Regions from separate parts of the Mus musculus genome. Here region 1 is linked to region 2. Evidence: chromatin loops called from intact Hi-C (ENCODE). Cell type or tissue: gastrocnemius. All regions are shown on one strand. Links, peaks and the distances in the headings refer to the core of each region. The heading gives the core; the rest is flanking DNA. Region 1 overlaps Atr (ataxia telangiectasia and Rad3 related). Region 2 overlaps Xrn1 (5'-3' exoribonuclease 1).

Region 1 (9,317 bases), core at 794-8,793, 99 kb before region 2:
TAAGTCTGATCACTCTTCTTCATTGCATACAGCTCATGGGAGACCTATCAGGAGAGAACAGGATTAGAATCCTTTGCCAGTGTCCTTTCTTAGTACTATTAGTGAACTGTGTCACTTGACCTACTAACTGTGTCACTTGACCTCTTGATTTACTAAAAACACATAATAACCAATCTACTTAAATCTGGATGCTAATATGAGGAAATGTTTTTAATATCTTTAGAATGAAACAGAAATTGAGTTGGGGAGCCTGTTAAGACAGGATTTTCAAGGATTGCATAACGAATTATTGCTGCGTATTGGAGAACATTATCAACAAGTTTTCAATGGTTTGTCAATACTTGCCTCATTTGCATCTAGTGATGATCCATATCAGGGACCACGAGATATTACATCACCTGAACTGATGGTAAGGGATATAGTACATGGTATAAGTTTGTTTGGTTTTCTCCTTTTCTGTACCTTACTTATAAAGCTGAGGAAACTCCTCTATTTTCCAAACATAGGTATTTCTTTAGGTTTTAATTGATGTGTTTTTTTTTTAAAGATTTATTTATTTATTAAATGTAAGTACACTGTAGCTGTCTTCAGACACTCCAGAAGAGGGCATCAGATCTTGTTACAGATGGTTGTGAGCCACCATGTGGTTGCTGGGATTTGAACTCCGGACCTTCGGAAGAGCAGTCGGGTGCTCTTACCCACTGAGCCATCTCACCAGCCCAATTGATGTGTTTCTTTTAGAAAAGGTTAATGTTGTATGGTGGGACCTCCCTCACTAATTACTAATTAGGAAAATGCCCTGCATACTTGCTTATAGTCCCATCTTATGAAAGCATTTTCTTAACTAAGATTTCCTTCTCTCAGATAACCTTGGCCTGTGTCTAGCAAGCAAGTGCCTCACTATTGAGCTACCCATGTGTAATCTCAGCCCCCAAAGAAATCTTATTATTCTTTCCTCACTTGATTCTCCTAATCTTCCCTACTTTGGGCAATGGTGCTTTGTACCATCACCTACTCATTTGCTTCAACCAAAACCTGAGAACAGATATGAGCTCTTCAAATAAAATCTATAAGACCATATGTGACATAGTGACATAGTGACCATATGTGACATAGTGTGCCTTTCTGCCCTTTGGTTCAGTTCTTCTCACTGCTTTAGCTCTATCTCTGTTTCTTAAAAATGGCAAACTTTCAGACTTGTAGTTGTTGGCGTTAGATGGTCTTCATACTTACACTAATAATTCCCTGGATGCTTTTTACTGTTCACAGTTTCCTTGTCACCCCTACCTAAATTCATTTATCCAGTTTCTATCACATGCTCATGTTTATTTTCTTATTGCCCTTATCACATACATATTTTATGTGTAAATTTATTTAGTGACTCCTACTGATTTGCCATATATATTAGTGTTTATTTTTTAAACACATGTACCTAGCATGACAGTATAGAAACACATATATTTGGTGAATGGCAGCTATACATATTCAAAGTACTGTTTGACTCAAGCCAAGAACTTTGAAATTAGAATATTTATGTAGATTTGAATGCCACCTCTATACCTATCTTTTATTTAAGAACATAGATTAGAACCATATAATTAGTGAATTGTGGTTTCTCATGCCAAAGTTTAATTTCAATCTAAATTAAAAGTTTACAAAACATATTGTTGGAGATGCTGTGATGAAACCCAATATTTTGCTAATCTCAAAAAGACTAGTGATGATTTTTTTAAAAAAAATTCACAAACCAAAAGGTAAATTTAGGCTTGAAAAACAAATGATTTCTTTGCTTGACAAAATTTCTGTATGCTAGATAGATACCTAGTTCCTCTTCACTGTGTACTAGTAAGGCTCTTCCTCATCTGTCCTCAGCCATGTTGTAACCCTAAGGTAACCTAAACCAGGTGCCTCAGCGTCAAGCCGTGCTATCTTGAGACATATTCCAGTTATTACTCATCACTAGCTCTTTTTCTTGCAATTTTTTCTGCCTGGTATAGTTCAGTGGTAGAAAGCTACCCACTAGGAGTTTTGTAGTAAATCTCTAATTCAGAGAAAAAGAAGAGAGACACTTAATATATGTAAAACATTTAACATCTTTTCTTTAAATCCATAGGCTGATTATTTGCAACCAAAATTGTTGGGCATTCTGGCCTTTTTTAATATGCAGTTGCTGAGCTCCAGTGTTGGCATTGAAGATAAGAAAATGGTAAGTAGTGGTATTTGAATTCCAAGAGACTAGAATAAAATTCATATTGAATATTCAGGGAATATGGAATCTGCTTCTAGTTGTAAACATTCAAGTATAAAAAGTCATGGAACTAGCTGGGTGTAGTAGCTCACACCTGTAATTCCAGCATGTGGAAAGACTGAGGCTGAAGGATAGCCCAGAGCTTAATGTCAGTCTGGGCTACCTCATGAGTTCCAAGCAAGCCTTAACTAAATATGAAACTGTCAAAAAGGAAAAGCAAGCAAACATTTGATATTTATTACTGGATATCATATATTTGTTCTTTAGATATTGTAAAAATAGAAATTGTACCATTGGCTGCTCTTTCACTGATGATGTGAGTTAGGAAACCCAACTCAAGCTGTCTAAAAGGATTTGTTGGCTCTGTTACTAAATAGACAAAGATAATATAACTTCAGCCACAACTTAATTCTAGATTCAAAGAACATTTCAAAATCAGTATCTTTGTTCAGAGTCACCTTGGTTAACTCTCTACTTTTGTTATTATAGCTCAGGGTGCCTTTGAATTTCTGGTAGTCCTCTTAACTCAGCCTCCTGTATGCTGGGATTATGACAGACACCTTGCTCAGCTAGCTTTCTACTTCTCAGGTGATAAATACTAATGTCTGCAGGCCCATGCTGTCATGACATCTAGCACAGTTGAAGACATAAGCCAGCAGCAACTGAGAGCTTGAATATTGGTTGTATAATTGAATTTTATTGGTTCACCTGGGTCTAGTGTTGGTATTTCTGTTCTTAGTGTATATGTGTGTTAGCATGAGTGTGCAACAGTGCTCACATAGAGGTCAGAGGACAACATGCATGAGTCAGTATACTCCTACTATATGGCTTTTAGGGCTAGAACTAGGTTGTTAGGCTTGGCAGCAAGCCTTTACTTTAGGAGCCACCTTGCTGGTCCAGTAGCAGCTTTTATTTCAGAATGCATTCCCCTTCTGATAACTTTAAGTATCCAAGTAAGACATAGAGCAAAATTTAGCTACAAATTGTAATAGTCAATGCCTGTAATTTCAGTTTTAACTAGTAAATTTTCAGTAACTTCTATTCTGTCTATCTATATGGCTTCCCAAACACTTATGCTAAATGAAAGAATGGATGGCTGTAAGTCTAAGGAAAATGGAATTTATATTATAAAGCCATAAAGAGCCTCCATGTTCTGGTACATGTGCTGGCTAGTTTTATGTCATCTTGACACAAGGTATAAATCATTTGTGAGGAGGGAGCCTCAGTTTAGAAAATAGCTCCATAAGATCAGGCTGTAGCCAAGCCTGTAGGGCATTTTCTTAATTGATGATCCTTGAGGGAGGGTCCTATAAGAAAGCAAGCTGAGCAAACCCTGAGGAGCAAGTCAGTACGTATCACTCCTCTGTGGCCTCTGTATCAGCTCCTGTCTCCGGGTTCCTGCCCCATTTGAGCTCCTGTCCTGACTTCTTTCAATGATGAACAGTGAAATGGAAACATAAGCCAAATAAACCCTTTCCTACCCAAATTGCTTTTGGCCATGTTGTTTAAACACAGGAATAGTAACCCCTATCTAAGACAGTATTGCAAAGGATTAACCAGAGACTTTCTATATCCATTCATTAGAACCTAGAACTATTGATGCAGTTCTCATTCTGTTTCTATTGTAAAACTATCTGGCAGTTGTTCAGTGTATTAAATTCAGAACATCTTGAATTTAGTATCATTAAGACCATTATTGACCATTATGAAACACTCTGGTTAAATTATAAATAACTTCAAATTAATCTATATCTGTATTTACACTAGTGATATGAAACATATTTGAAAAAAATTAAGATGTATCATATATATCCTTTGTAAATTTCAAGATTTATTAGACCATAGTAGTAGCACAACTTCAAGGGAAACAAAAATAAAAATGCAATTTGTGTTTTTCAGATTCTTGGTTCTCATGTAAGTTAACCAAAAAAAAAAAAAAATTGGCCAGCATTTATTAGACCTTTTGTGTCATGTACATTGATACCTTGACATTTAGGTAGGAAGCAATTGTTTCTATTACTTGTCTGGCATCTTGTTTATAAGTTTTGGATTTTTTTTTTTTTTTTTTAACAAACACTACTTTCTTTGTAGGCCTTGACTAGTTTGATGTCTTTGATGAAGTTGATGGGACCTAAACATGTCAGTTCTGTGAGAGTAAAAATGATGACCACACTGAGAACTGGTCTTAGATTCAAGGATGATTTTCCTGAGTTATGCTGCAGGTAAATAATCATCATATTTAGAATGTTTTCTTGTATTTCTAGATAATTCTAACTTGAGTTCTTATCACAGGCTGATATGATGGGAACATTTTTTTCACTTGAGGTGTTCTTTTCCTAAATGACTCTAGTTTGTGTCAAGTTGGCATTAAACTAGCCAGCACAATTGACCCCTTGTCACCTTGATGCAAAAACACATCACTTATTAAGTCATAACCTTTTTTTCTTAATCATCCACTAGGTGGTATGATAAACGTCACATATAAAACATTCTAACTTTTAAAAGTCCCCGTCTTTAAAATTCCAAACACTTTAAAAGTTAATTTCTTTAAAACATTTAAGTCTCTAAAATTTCAAGTCCCTTAACTGTGGGCTTCTATAAAGTCAAAAATAAGTTACATACTTTCTTACTCTAAGAGCACAGTCACATTAACAAATCAAAGCCAAACTCCCAACAGTGTAAATCACTAACTCAGTGTCCAAATGTCTGTGAGCAGTGTCCACGCTCTTCTAGGCTCCAAAGGGCTTAGACAGTTATACTCCTCTGACTCTGCCATTCACAGCACATGCAGTTTGTCATCCAGGCTCAGGCTGGCACCACTTCCCAGCTGCTGCTGTCCTCATAATTGTCCCATGATACAGATATCTCTAAAACAGTCTTCACCTTTGCCTGTCGACTCTCCTAGGCTCTCTTCAGGGAACCTAACTCTGCCACACGGTGCCAAGCCTCAGCTGCTCTCCCACCATCACTGCATTCCTTTAACACCTGTGGCTCACGTGTGACTCGTTCACTACCAAGTTCAGCTGCCAGCATGAACAGTTTGGCACAGTTTCTGTGTGCTAACCATGAGGAAATATTCTCAGATTAATGGTCTTCAAAGATGCTGATTTTTTTTTAAATCAGTACTAATTTTTCAGATCCAACTAACCAGAGTCAGTTGACCTTGTTAAGCAAAGGTTTTACTTCAGTGGTATTGGTCTCAGCCCTAGCTGACCAAACTGCAGATTCTTACTTCAAAGTATAAATGGTTTCAATAGAGTCTTTGATTTTATCTAAAGCCATATAAGTCAGGCCGCCTTCATCTGCACTGCTCTCAGCACATTTACCTTCTCACTGAACAGCCCGCCACTCTGAGCACTCAACAGCGTTTCCAGCCCAAAGTTTGAATGCAACTAAAATCTTCCCGAAAGCTCAGTGGCCAGATCTGTCACAGCAGTGATTCACAGCATGATTCTGGTACCATTTTTTGTCCCATTAAGATTTCTATTGCTGTAATAGCTTTTAACTCTCAAGTTACAGTTCATCACTGTGTGAAGTCAGGGCAGGAACCTAAGCAAGGCAAGAACCTGGAGGTGGGAACTGAAACAAGTCATCAAGGAGTGCTGCTTATTAGATTTCTTCTCACAGCTTCCTCAGTCTGCTTTCTAATACCATCCTGAGCTACTCACCCAGGGATGCCACCACCCCATTTAGTATGACCCGCCCACATCAATCATCAGTCATAAAACGTACTATAATCTTGTCCACAGGCTGATCTCTTGGGAGCATTTTCTCAGTTGTGATTACCTCTTCCTAAATGACTCTAGCTTATATCAAGTTGACATAAAACTAGCAAGCACACCTATTTGATCTTCCATAGTTCCTAGGCTATCCTGGAACTTTCTTTGTGGACAGAGCTGGGATCATAAGTGTATGCCACCACATCTGTCTTTGGGGGTTTTGTTTGTATGTTTGTTTGATTTTGTTGTTTGGGTTTTTTGGTTTGGTTTGGTTTGGTTTGGTTTTGTCTTTGTATATGTATTTGGCCATACTGCTTCTTCAGGCTCCAGATTTCTGGAATTATAGACCTATACCAATATACATTTTTAATGTACCTAACCTACCATACTTAACCTACCATACCATAACTTAACGTAACCTGGCTTAAATGAGCTTAGAACACTCACAGTAGCTTCCAGTTGACCAAAATCATAAAGTGTTGAGTATCTCATTTAGTCTACTGAACACAGTAGATGCTGTTAAGTACAGTATTCATTGTTCACTCCATGGTTCCACTAGAAACTGTGGCTTGCTCTCACTGTCCAGCATCACAAGGAAAAAAATGTGTTTTATTCCTAATTCATGGAAAGATGAAAATTGAGTTTTGTTTTTAATTTTTTTTAAGGTTTTTACATAGCCCAGGCTTCCCTTGAACTCAGTTGTGAATCACCACATCCAACTGCCAAATACAATTTCTTCTAAATGTACATTTGCATCATTCTAAAGTTAAAAAATCTTAAGTTATACTGTTCTTTTTTTTAAGTTGTACTATTCTTACAGATTATTTATATAAGCAAATGCATAAATATATAACATTCGATTTTTCTTTTGTATTGATCATACCATGAAAAACTGATTTCACATTGGTGCTTGTTTTGAGTATTTGATTGATTGGTTGGTTGGTATTTTTAAGTTTTGTTTTACCTAATATAACTTAGAGATCACTGTCTGTGTGTTTGTATGATCATTGATCTTTATATCAAAAGCTACTTTAATCTCTAATATGTATATATCATTATTCAGCTAACAACTAATGGATGGTACTTTACAAACATAAAAATACTTGAATTAATTTTTGTTTTTCACTTAGAGCATGGGACTGCTTTGTTCGCTGTCTGGATCACGCTTACCTGGGACCCCTGCTCAGTCATGTCATAGTGGCTTTGTTACCTCTCATACACATGCAGCCTAAAGAAACTGCTGCTATCTTTCACTACCTCATCATTGAAAACAGGTATTGGAACTAAAATTAATCAGAAAAATAGTAGAATAGTAGTGTGTGTATTTACGCGCGTGCGTGCATGTGTGTGTGTAAACCAAAAGTTGACATTGGATGTCTTCCTCAATCCACTTTATTTTGAGGGGTTTGTTTGTTTGTTTGTTTGTTTGTTTGTTTGTTTGTTTGAAGTAGGGTCTCACTATGTAGCTCTGACTATCCCAGAACTCACTATTTAGACAAGTCTGGCCTCAAACTCACAGAAATCTGCCTGTTTCTGGCTCCCGAATACTAGGATTAAGTATTAATCCTATTAATACTAGGATTAAGTATTAATACCACCTTAATTTTTGAGACAAAGTCATTCAAAAACTGACTGATTGCTTTAGTCTAGCTAGCCAGCATAGCCCCAAGAATCCGCTTGTCTTTGCTTCTTTGGCACCGGGATTACAGGCACATACTTTCTGGTGGTTACTTGGGGATCCAACTTAATCCTCAATCTTACACAGCAAATGCTTTACCACATGAGAAATCTATCCAGCCCTAAAACATTTAAAAATGTATTTTTATGTCCCAAAGTATTAGTATTACTTTGATAATATAAATTACTATTTTAATAGAGTCGAGTCCTTGGAGGAAAATATTGGTATATAACTACTTATTAAATAGTTGAATTTTCAATGCGTCTTGTTTCTATTTTAAATATATTTGAAACTCATTAATAGATCAACAATTAAAATTTTTTCACTGACTTTCAGTTAGTAAAGGTAATTTTACCTTTCTTAAGTAAATCAGGTGCCCTAAGGAAGGCTAGCAGGGATAGTTACCACTTTCCTTAGTTACTTAGAATTCCTATTTTATCCCATTACCTTTGAACCAGCTTTCCTTATTTTAGACGTTTATGGAATTTTTGTTTCTTTAAAAAACATTTCAGCATAAAGAGATGTCCTCTGGGTCTCTGTTTTCTAAATATTGAATTGGCTGGCTTGACCTTTAAAGCTGGACACTTGACATTTTTTTCTACTGATTTTTCCAGTCCCACTGATGGCTGTAGCAGGAAGCTGTAGGGAACATGAACTAGTGACAGAGAAACCACTCTTTACCTACACTTAAATTTTCACTCACACTGCTTCTTACTCTAAAATATCGTCCATTGTGTTTCAAGCCTTTTCTGTTACATAACTAACTGCTGTGTATCATAATTCATTTCTTCTGAAAAGTTAGGATGTGAACACTACACACCTGCCCACCCATATGCTGTTGCCATTCCTTTAAACTATTCCAGTAACCATTCTGGCAGGAAAACACAGAAGTAACAGTATCTTTTTATTCATTGAAAATACTTTTAGGGTTTTTTGTTTGTTTGTTTGTTTTATTTTGTTAGTCTCCTACATGCTAGAACAATAAAATCACCAACATTGCTTTTCAATTTCTTTTCAGTTCCAAATATACATATGCTCATTGTCTCTTATGGATGGTAGAATAACTTTTCATGTCATAAGAAAGATTTTCTTTCACTTGGTGCTAGGTAGACCCTTCACTTCTCTGAGTGAATGAATTGCTCTGGATTTGTTTATGATTTCATTCCAAGTCTAGCACAGAACTTGGAGTCTAATAGGCCACATGATAGCTATTTCTGGCTTTTTGTTAATAAAGACTAGAATTAAAAATATATTTAAACCCAGAAAGATTATTTATTATAATTTAAGTGAAACTTGTAGTATCAATAAGTATTATTTTCATATTTTTCTCTAAAGCTTCTATATAAAAATTTATATTTGGGGATTGATTTTCACTACTTCCTGCTTTTACAAATTACTGCAAATATGGTACCTTAGGAATAGTGAATATCTTTATTTGCTCATAAATTTGTAGTGTAGGCTGAGTTCAGCTTGTTATTTCTTCTGGGTATGGCCACATTTGAAGATAGACTGAAGTGGACTCTTCTCTGTCCATGTAATATCAGAGCCCTTCTTTCTGAGTGTCTTGTCCATGTTGATAGCCAGATTTCTTCCATGGTGACTCAATTTTTTCCTGAGCTCAAAAATGGAAACTGCCAGGCCTAAGCCCTTTTCTATCTACAGCATCTCTTCT
Region 2 (9,317 bases), core at 557-8,556:
ATACTATTTTCTTGCTACAAATGAAATTAAAGTCAAAAAACTTAAGTAATCATCCCAAGATTGTACAAAAGTCAGGTCAAGCCTACTGCTTAGGACATGAGTGTATTGTACACTATTCCCTATGCCCTTCTGCCTTCTAAGCTTCCCTGTCTGAGCCATGTGCCCTAATCACGGACCGTGAAAGCCTTAAGCAGGCCAGTTGGCTAAGCAGGTGAAGGTTCTTACAGCCTGCGTCCAATCACTGGGACCCATGTAACAGAGAGAGCTGACGCCCACAAGTTGTCCTCTGGCCTCCACATGCACGCACATCCCCATATACAAAACTGATAAAATGTCATTGAAAATTGTTTTATTCTCTCCCTCTTTTCCTCTGTCTATATCCCAAGTCTCATCTCCTTGTGTCCAGTGATTCAAACACCTAAAGAATATAGAAGTGTTTTAAATATTATGTTCAAAGCCTTACTAAAGCATGTCTGTAGTTAAAGATGGGAAGATAATAATAAACTGTGTATGGATGACTGATTTCATGCTTATCAGAAATGCAGTGATGTGTATGCTGATTCAAAGGTAAACGCTCTTAGTCAGCTCATAATGGCCATATGAGCCCGGACCTACTGTTCTTCTGTTTTAGGGCCTGAGCAGGGCTCTGGTCTCAGTCCTCAAGTGGATACTGAGTACCAGCCCTTTGCTTAGAGGTCTCTGTTCAAGTGATTTGACTGAAACTTCCTAACTGCCCCATTACTGTCCAGCATTTTGATTGAAAGTTTCATGTTCCACATTTGGGAGTTAAAAAGGGACATTCCAGTGCACAGTCACACTGGGGAGACAGTTAATGAAGTTGTGATTTTGAGGCCAATCCTGGCTACATAGGTGAAACCCTGTATATAAGCCCCCTCCTCATATGTGTGTGTGTATAAATATATATATGAATATATCATGTACATACATATATACATATATATTTTTCATATATATAGTTCTTGCTATCAGGTCAGCTAAACTTTACAAAACTGCTAATTCCTTATTTTCAAGTGATAGAATTATGGATGATAATGTTTTTTAATTATTCCTATGTTTTATTAAATAAATGTAGGAAGATGTTTATTTCTGGCCTTTTTCTATAAAGTTTTCAGTTGAAAACTCATTGTTCCCCACAGGTACTATCCCTATCATTACGCACCCTTCCTATCTGATATCCGCAGTATCAGTACACTCAAAATCCATTTTGAACTCGGAAAACCCTTCAAGCCATTCGAGCAGCTGCTTGCTGTACTTCCATCGGCTAGTAAAAATTTGCTTCCTACATGCTACCAGGTAGGTTTTACAATTGAATGATTCTTCTTAATGTTCTTTTTAGAAAGGTTTGATTATTTTTATATTATGTGACGAGTGTTTTGCCACTGTGTATGTAAATACCTATGTACCATATGTTTCCCTGGTCCCACAGAAGCCAGATGAGAGCACCAGATTCCTTGGAACTGAAGTTTTTTATGGTTGGGAACTCCCATAGGTTCTGGGAAGACAGCTAGGGTTTCTAACCACTGAGCCACCTCTCCAACTCCTCATATACTTTTTTGTATTTAATTCTTCTATAAACATTGCTGGAAAATCCTGGAAACATTGCTACCCAAATTAATTTAATAAACAGATTTTTATTTATCTTAGACAATATTTATTTTCAGCTTTTTTGTTTGGTTTTGGGTTTTGGCTTATTTTTTAAAACGATTTATCTGTGTAGCCTGGCTGTCCTAGAATTTATTCTGTAGACCAAGTTGGCCCTGAATTCAGATATCCTTCTGCCAAGTGCTAGGATTAAAGACATGTACCACCATTTTTATTTTCAGTTAATGCACCATTTTAGCAAATCTTTGACAGCTAATTCATTCACTTTTGATTATAATTGTGTGCTTTTCCATCTGCACTCTAGTTCCTGAATCACAACTCAGAGGCTTCGTTTTAATAAATGCCTAGGCTGTAAGCTAGCTGGCTGCCCATTAACTCTCAGCTTAACATCCCATTTATTCTAACCTAAGCTCAGCTTCAGGGCTGGTTTCTTCTTCTCAGCTACTTTTGTCTGTCTCCTCCTCTTCCTGGTTGGGGCAGTAATGTCTCCTGACTCTTTCCCAACCAGAAGTCCCATCTTCTAATCCTGCCTGGGCTTATTGGCCATTAGCTTTTTACTGATGCTTCTACACAGAACACAGGAGATTGCCCCTACATTTTATTGATTTTTTTTTTGTTTTAATGCAAGCTCTATAGACTTTTTAGTACCTAGTTTATTCATTTTCAACACTTTAAGTACATCTTTATTTCTACATGAAGAAATTAACCTAAAACAGGTAAAAATGCCATCTCCTCATCTACATATTTAAAGATGAATTCCTGTTCTCTCTCTCCTTTTTTTCTTCTTTTTTTTTTCTTCCTGTTCTCTTGAATCATCTATTAGAGTGAGGACAATTCCAACGAATCATTATCACCAGTAGTTCCTCAGGATATAGATTTTTTTTTTAAGATTTATTTATTATTATACATAAGTACACTGTAGCTGACTTCAGACACACCAGAAGAGGGCATCAGATCTCATTATGGGTGGTTGTGAGCCATCATGTGGTTTCTGGGATTTGAACTCAGGACCTTTGGAAGAGCAGTCAGTGCCATCTCACCAGCCCCGATATAGGTACATTTTTAAGCATCATTTCATTTAACAAATTGAAGGACTTTCCTCTTATTCACATATTTCATATAACAAGAGCAAGACAGGGTCTCTGAAGTTACATGAAGCTTACTAATCAGATTGTAAAAGTAATTGTTATTCAGTTTTCTAGGATTGTGGTCTCACAACTTGGGGTAGGTGCAAACACGTACACTTATTGCTCCTTTAACATTGTCATATCCCTTCTTAAATAATCTTTGATGTCTTTTTTTTTTTCTTCAGCTACATTAAGCTTTGATAGTCTACCACTGTTAGGCAATAACTATGTAATAAGCACATTTGTTTAGTGTTCATGCAATAGCAATTAAAGTTTAGATTATCACCTTAGGAATATGCTACTTTATTTTTAATATTTTTAACTTTCCCTTTTCATTTTCTAATGCTTTTTTGCATAAGATACTGATATGGTTTCTTTGTCTACCTTTTTATAGAATATAATAAAAATCTATGTTATCAGACTTTTATTAATGGCATTGTGGGTCTTGGATTTGACTTTTTAAAAATTATTTTTTTAAAGATTTATTTATCTTATGTACATGAGTACACTGTAGCTATACAGATGATTGTGAGCCTTCATGTGGTTGTTGGAAATTGAATTTAGGACCTCTACTCGCTCTGGTCAACCCTACTCACTCCGGCCCAAAGATTTATTTATTATTATAAGTTCACTGTAGCTGTCTTCAGCTGCACCAGAAGAGGACGTCAGATCTCATTATGGGTGGTTGTGAACCACCATGTGGTTGCTGGGATTTGAACTCTGTACCTTTGGAAGAGCAGTCGGTGCTCTTACCCACTGAGCCATCTCACCAGCCCTTTAAAAATTATTTTGATGGTAGTAATCATATTACTAGAATCAATTGATTAAAGAATGGAAGTAAATTAGTTTGAGGTTGAGATGGAAAACTGTTGGAAGTGTGTGAAAGGAAATGAACTGAATTTACAAATGAGAAAACAGAAGTTAGGTGGTACATCTTATAAAATGAAAAAAACAGTAGAAAAGTAAAAGTGGGGCTGGCAAGAATCTCAGCAGGTAAAGATGCATGCTGCCACACTGGTGAACTGAGTCCCCAGTGTCCACACAGTCAAGGAGAGACCTGACTCCCACAAGTTTTCCTCTGACTTCCATAGCACACACCATGAAATGTGCACCATGACACATGGCGTATACATACAAATACATAATTGTAATAAAAGTTTCTAGGGGCTGGAGAGATGGCTCAGTGGGTAAGTGCACTGACTATTCTTCTAGAGATCCTGAGTTCAGTTCCCAGCAACCACATGGTGGCTCACAACCATCAGTAATGGGATCTGATGCCCTCTTCTGGTGTGTCTGAAGACAGCTACAGTGTACTCATGTACATTAAATAAATAAATCTTAAAAAAAATAGTTTCTAAATAAAAATGACAGAATTAAAGCTAATATTAGCAGGGGTGAGGGGTGTGCACCTATAATTCCAGCATTCCTTAGGCTGAGGAGGGAGCATCTTGAGCTCAAGGCTACCCTGGACTGCTTATATTATGTCTCAAGACAGAGATTGAGAAAGAGAGCGTGAGAAGTAACTCACAGTAAAGGTAGCTTTGCTCCATAACTAAATTAAAGGAGCAGGAGAAATGAGTCTGCTGAACAAGCTGTCACAGGCTTGTAATCCCAACAGTGGAGGCTAAGACCAAGTGGGTTTTAATTACAACATTAGTGACATGCTGTCTCAGAAAAAAGGAGAAAATTTTTATTGAAAATTATAATATACTAAATACATTGTTACAACCTAGTAAAGTAAGGAAATGTTGTAACTACGTTAATGAAAAGTTATATTGTCTCTCATATCTCAGCTTTCCTGTTTATATTTTCACAGCATTTGATGACCAGTGAAGACTCGCCAATTATAGAATATTATCCACCTGATTTCAAAACTGATCTAAATGGGAAACAACAGGAATGGGAAGCTGTGGTATTAATACCGTTTATTGATGAGGTCAGTATATGAAATAATTACATATAAACACATAGGCTTTTTATTTGAGGCAGGCAAAGAACATCTTAGGTGTAATTCCTCAGATACCATCAGACACCTTGTTTTTGGGGCTCGCCTCCTAGGGACCTTCCTGTCTCTTTCTACCCAGCACTTAGAGTGCAAGTGTGTGCCACCATGCCCAGCCTTTTACATGGGCAGGTTAGGAATCAAACTCAGATTTTGATGGTGTTTATATCTATTACCAACTAAGCTGTCTCCCCAGCCCCCATCATTTGTTGTTTTGATGATGGTCGTTCTACATGGAGTGAGATAGACTCTGAGTTCTTTTCATTTCTCTTTCCCTGATGGCTGAGACTGTTGAACGTGTTTTCATATATTCGCTATTTGGAATGATTCTTTAGAGAACTGTCTGTCCAGTTCATTTCCCTAGTTATTAAATGATTTTTTCTATGTAATTTTTGAGAGTCACTATAGATATAGTCATTCTGTATACTAATCCCCTATCAGATGTATAGTTAGCAAAGATTTTCTTCCATTTTATAGTCTGTCTCTTAACTTTGCAAATTGTTTTCTTTACTATTAAAAAATACCTTAATTTTGTTCAATCTTGGTTTTGAATTCTTTGGATCGTATCCTATGTTCATGGGTTCCTTTCAGAAAGTCTTTTCCCACCTACGATTTGGGGATATATCTTATTCTTTCATTTCTAAAGCCTTGAGGTATTATTTATTTGAGATAACTGATGTTTTCTTTAATGTAAGCACTTAATAGTCATCAATTTTCAGTCACCAGCTCCCTTAGCTGTACACCAGCACGTGTGCTATGTTGGACTTAGCTGTAAACCAGCATGTGTGCTATGTTGGACCTCTATTTTAAGTTGATTGTAGAAACTCCTCCATGATTTCTTCAATTGCCCACCTCAGGCAAGTGTGCATTATTCAGTTTCCATGTATTTGTGTGGTTTACATAGTTTCTCTTTGCTATTGAGATCTAGTGTCATTCCACTATGATCTGATAAGATACAAGGAATTATTTTGATTCACTCTTTTTTTTGACTTTTTGAGATCGTCTCATAGTCCAGACTTGATTTGTTGTGTAGCTGAGAATAACCTTAAACTGTCCCTCTAGCCTCTGCCTCCCAAATGCTGGTCTGCTGGGGCATACCTTCATGCTTTTATATTTACGAAGACTTGATTTGTGGCCTTGAATGTGGTCTTAGAGATGGTTCCATGGGCTGCGAAGAATATATATTTGATGTCTCTTGTAGGTAGATACCTCACACGTTCATTTGGTCTTGGTGTGGTTTAACTCTGGAGTTTCTCTGTTAATTTTTGCATAGGTAAGAATATAATACTAAAGTCATCTGTACTAGTCAGGGTTCTTAGAAGTAGAACTTATAGAATGAGTATAGATGTGAGACTTATCGGAATGATACAGTCCAGCTAATCCAACAATGGCTGGCTGTAGTTTCTCAGTCTGCATGATGGATGTCTGACTGGTCTTCAGTTTATGTTAAAATTCCAAAGAACTAGGCTCCAATGCCAGTGAAGGAATAGACAATGCTAGCCAGGTGAGGGCAAGCTTCCTTCTTCCATGTCCAGCAGAAGATGTGGCCCAGATTAAAGTGTGTCTTCCCTCCTCTAGATCCAGACCAAACGTGTGTGTCTTCTGATCTCAAAGGACAGGTCTAGAAGGGATTCACCTAAGCAAAAATAATCTCTCACAGGTGTGTCCTACATGTCTAGACTGTAGTTCAATCTAGATTATAGTTCATTCCAGATGCAGTCTAGTTGACAACCAAAAATAGCCGTCACAGTCATCACTATTACTCTATCAAGACCCATGAGACTTTTTATGCCTATTGGTGTTTATTTTGTGAAATTGAGAGCTGAAACATTTAGAGAATGTATTTCAATCATTATATCATCTTGATTAATAGAATTATATCATCTTTATATAGAATGGTCTTATCTTTTCTGACTAGTTTTTGGTGTGCAATCTACACTTTCAAATATGAAATTATGTACATTAGGTTTTTTTCTTCTCTTCACTTGACAGGCCGACTTAGGGTCTTTCCGATCACAATTTGTGGGTGCCTTTGCTAGTGAAGAGTTTCTTGGAGAAAACAAACAGTTGGGTCCTGTTTTTCAGTCCACTCAGCTATAGTCTGCATCTCTTGTTGTTGTTGTTCCCTTCTCCTCCTCCTCTTCCTCCTCTTCTTCTTCCTTCTCCTCTTCTTCTTCCTCCTCCTCCTTCTCCTTCTCTCTCTTCTTCATTTACATTTAAGGTTATTACTGAAAAAAGGTTTGTTAATTTCTATAGTTTTCTTAGTATTTTTGGTGGTAGTCATGGTGGTTTGTTTGTTTAATATAATCCATGTCAGTTGGATCAGGTTTGGTTCTCTTTTTTTCTCTATTAGTGTTAAAGGTTTGCTGGTTTTCTATGTTGAATCCTGCATTCTTTCTTACTTTTCTTTCATCTGACTCCCCACACATGTGCCATGGCATGTATGCATCTATGTACATGTGTACATACACACATAATAGTTTAATTTTAAAAAATAGAAATGGAACTGGAGAGATGGCTTAGCAATTAAGGCTTGCTTTTCCATGAGGCCTGGGTTCAATTCCAGCACCCACATGGCCACTCACAGCCATATGTAACTCCAGTTTCAGGGGATCCAATGCCCTCCTGGCCTTCAAAGGCAACGGGAACATACATAGCACATGAACTTTTATGCAAGCAGAACACCTTTACACATAAGTAAACCAAAAATGAAACCAATCATCAAGTGGAAAGTGCTAGAGGAAGACACATTGGTGTTAACCTCGCACACAGGCAAGCATGCCTGTGTATGTGCACAAGTCAGTAAATCATTAAACAAATAAAGCTTAAATATTTATAAGCGGGCCTATGCTTTTAGTTTTTATATCAGTTCCTTTTATTTTATGAATTCTTAGTTTTGGTAGCTTTTATCTCTAGATAGCACCACATGCCTAGCAAGGCATAGTAATTCATAACCTGTCTTTTAAGATCTCTCTTACTGTCTTTGAATATGAGTCTACTTTTTCTTATCCTAAGTTTTCTTTATACTCTGGTAGCTTCTGATTTGCCTTCTTACTTGGCAGTTTCTTCCCTCTGGACCTTTTGTTGTTTATGTTTGTCTCTGGTGTTTTAAGACAGGCTGGTGTATAACTTGGTATGTACCTGCACTCTTGTTTCGCTATTATTTGCTGTGTATGTATACATGTGTGTGCACACACATGTGTATGCATGTACTCAGTCATGACATGATGCACAGGTAGAGGTCAGAACAACCTGTGAGAGTTGATATCTCCCTCCATCATATGTGTCCCAGAGATTCAACTCAGGTCATCAGACTGGCAGCAAGTGCCCTTACCTGCTGAACCACCCAATCAGCCCAAGATGTTATTTTTTTCAGAGCAAGATAGTATGTATACAAAGGAGAAAATACTTTTCTGTATGTTGAGATTATGGGATTAAAAAATTTTTTTTACTGTTATTTATATCAGACGCGATTATTGGAAGCCATGGAGACATGTAACCACTCCCTCAAAAAAGAAGAGAGGAAAAGAAACCAGCACAGTGAGTGCCTGATGTGCTGGTATGACAGAGACACAGAGTTCACCTACTCCTCTCCATGGCCAGAAAAGTTCCCTGCCATAGAACGATGTTGTACAAGGTAATGGTATTTGGTCACTTTACCAACAATAAAAGAACTCACACACAAACACAGGCTTGCATATCTATGGGAAGAATTAATATTTTGTGACAGTTAGTTGATATACAATAACGTAGGTATAATAGTTCAAGCTTATAGTCCCAGCTACTTAGGAGTCTGAGGTAGAAGGCTCTTGTTTGAGCCCAGGAGTTCAAAACCAGCAACATAACATGTCTCAGTCCCAGAATGAAAGTAACAGTTTGTGAGCAGCGCCTGCTCGCCAAGCACCTCTCTCCATCGCTTACGTCATTTTCTACCTTAAGCAGGTGTTTGCTCTCTTTCCTACTACAGTCATATACACTTTCTTCCTAGTGTAGCGCTGTAGTTTATAGACAGTTTCTGTTTTAAGTGTGTGTAGTTTTGTTTTCATTGTCATGTCTCTGTCCCTGGCATCACACCCTAACTCAGCTCTGTCCCCAGCATCACACCGTAACTCAGCTCTGTCCCCAGCATCACACCGTAACTCAGCTCTGTCCCTAGCATTACACCGTAACTCAGCTCTGTCCCTAGCATTACACCCTAACTCGCCCTCTTACTACCATCCACTACTCAAGCCACATACAAGAAAAAAATCAAGAACCTCTATTTTGCTCCTTCAATCTGTTTTTCATTCTCTCCCCATTAAAATTCCACTCCCATTTTTCCTCTTTTCTTACCTTCCCTGAAAATGTTTGTATGTAACAGCTAAGTGAACATTTTCGGTTGTAATATTTATTTTTTGTAAAAGAAACATAGATTATTGAAATGTTAATCTTTTAGAACATGAAAGAGATTTATATTATGCTTTCTGTTTCCCTTTGTGTGTGACTATGAGCATAGACTGATCTCTCTCAGTCATTCTGCACTTGTACTTAATCATTTATTCGTTTATTTTTAGATAGATTGTCTC

The links. Hi-C counts contacts between places; a loop is a spot of excess contacts. Peaks named below come from ENCODE experiments on the same cell type or tissue, not always from the same donor. Only the 100,000 strongest peaks of a DNase experiment are listed, where the experiment ranks them.
Region 1: it touches region 2 in a loop (2.0-fold over the local background); 4 of 42 quality-filtered maps call a loop at or near these places.

The regions. Positions count from the first base shown.
Region 1 is chr9:95,881,003-95,890,319 of GRCm38, forward strand. Atr (ataxia telangiectasia and Rad3 related) reads left to right here. Exons shown (of 47, transcript NM_019864.1): 16 at 224-409; 17 at 2,114-2,206; 18 at 4,340-4,470; 19 at 7,098-7,241. Among named protein-coding and RNA genes, the nearest start is that of 1700065D16Rik, 28 kb to the left of the region's middle. In gastrocnemius, for the core only: no CTCF peak of the experiment used is centred there; no DNase peak of the experiment used is centred there.
Region 2 is chr9:95,980,618-95,989,934 of GRCm38, forward strand. Xrn1 (5'-3' exoribonuclease 1) reads left to right here. Exons shown (of 42, transcript NM_001311130.1): 14 at 1,158-1,314; 15 at 4,567-4,686; 16 at 8,220-8,389. Among named protein-coding and RNA genes, the nearest start is that of Gm16794, 22 kb to the left of the region's middle. In gastrocnemius, for the core only: no CTCF peak of the experiment used is centred there; no DNase peak of the experiment used is centred there.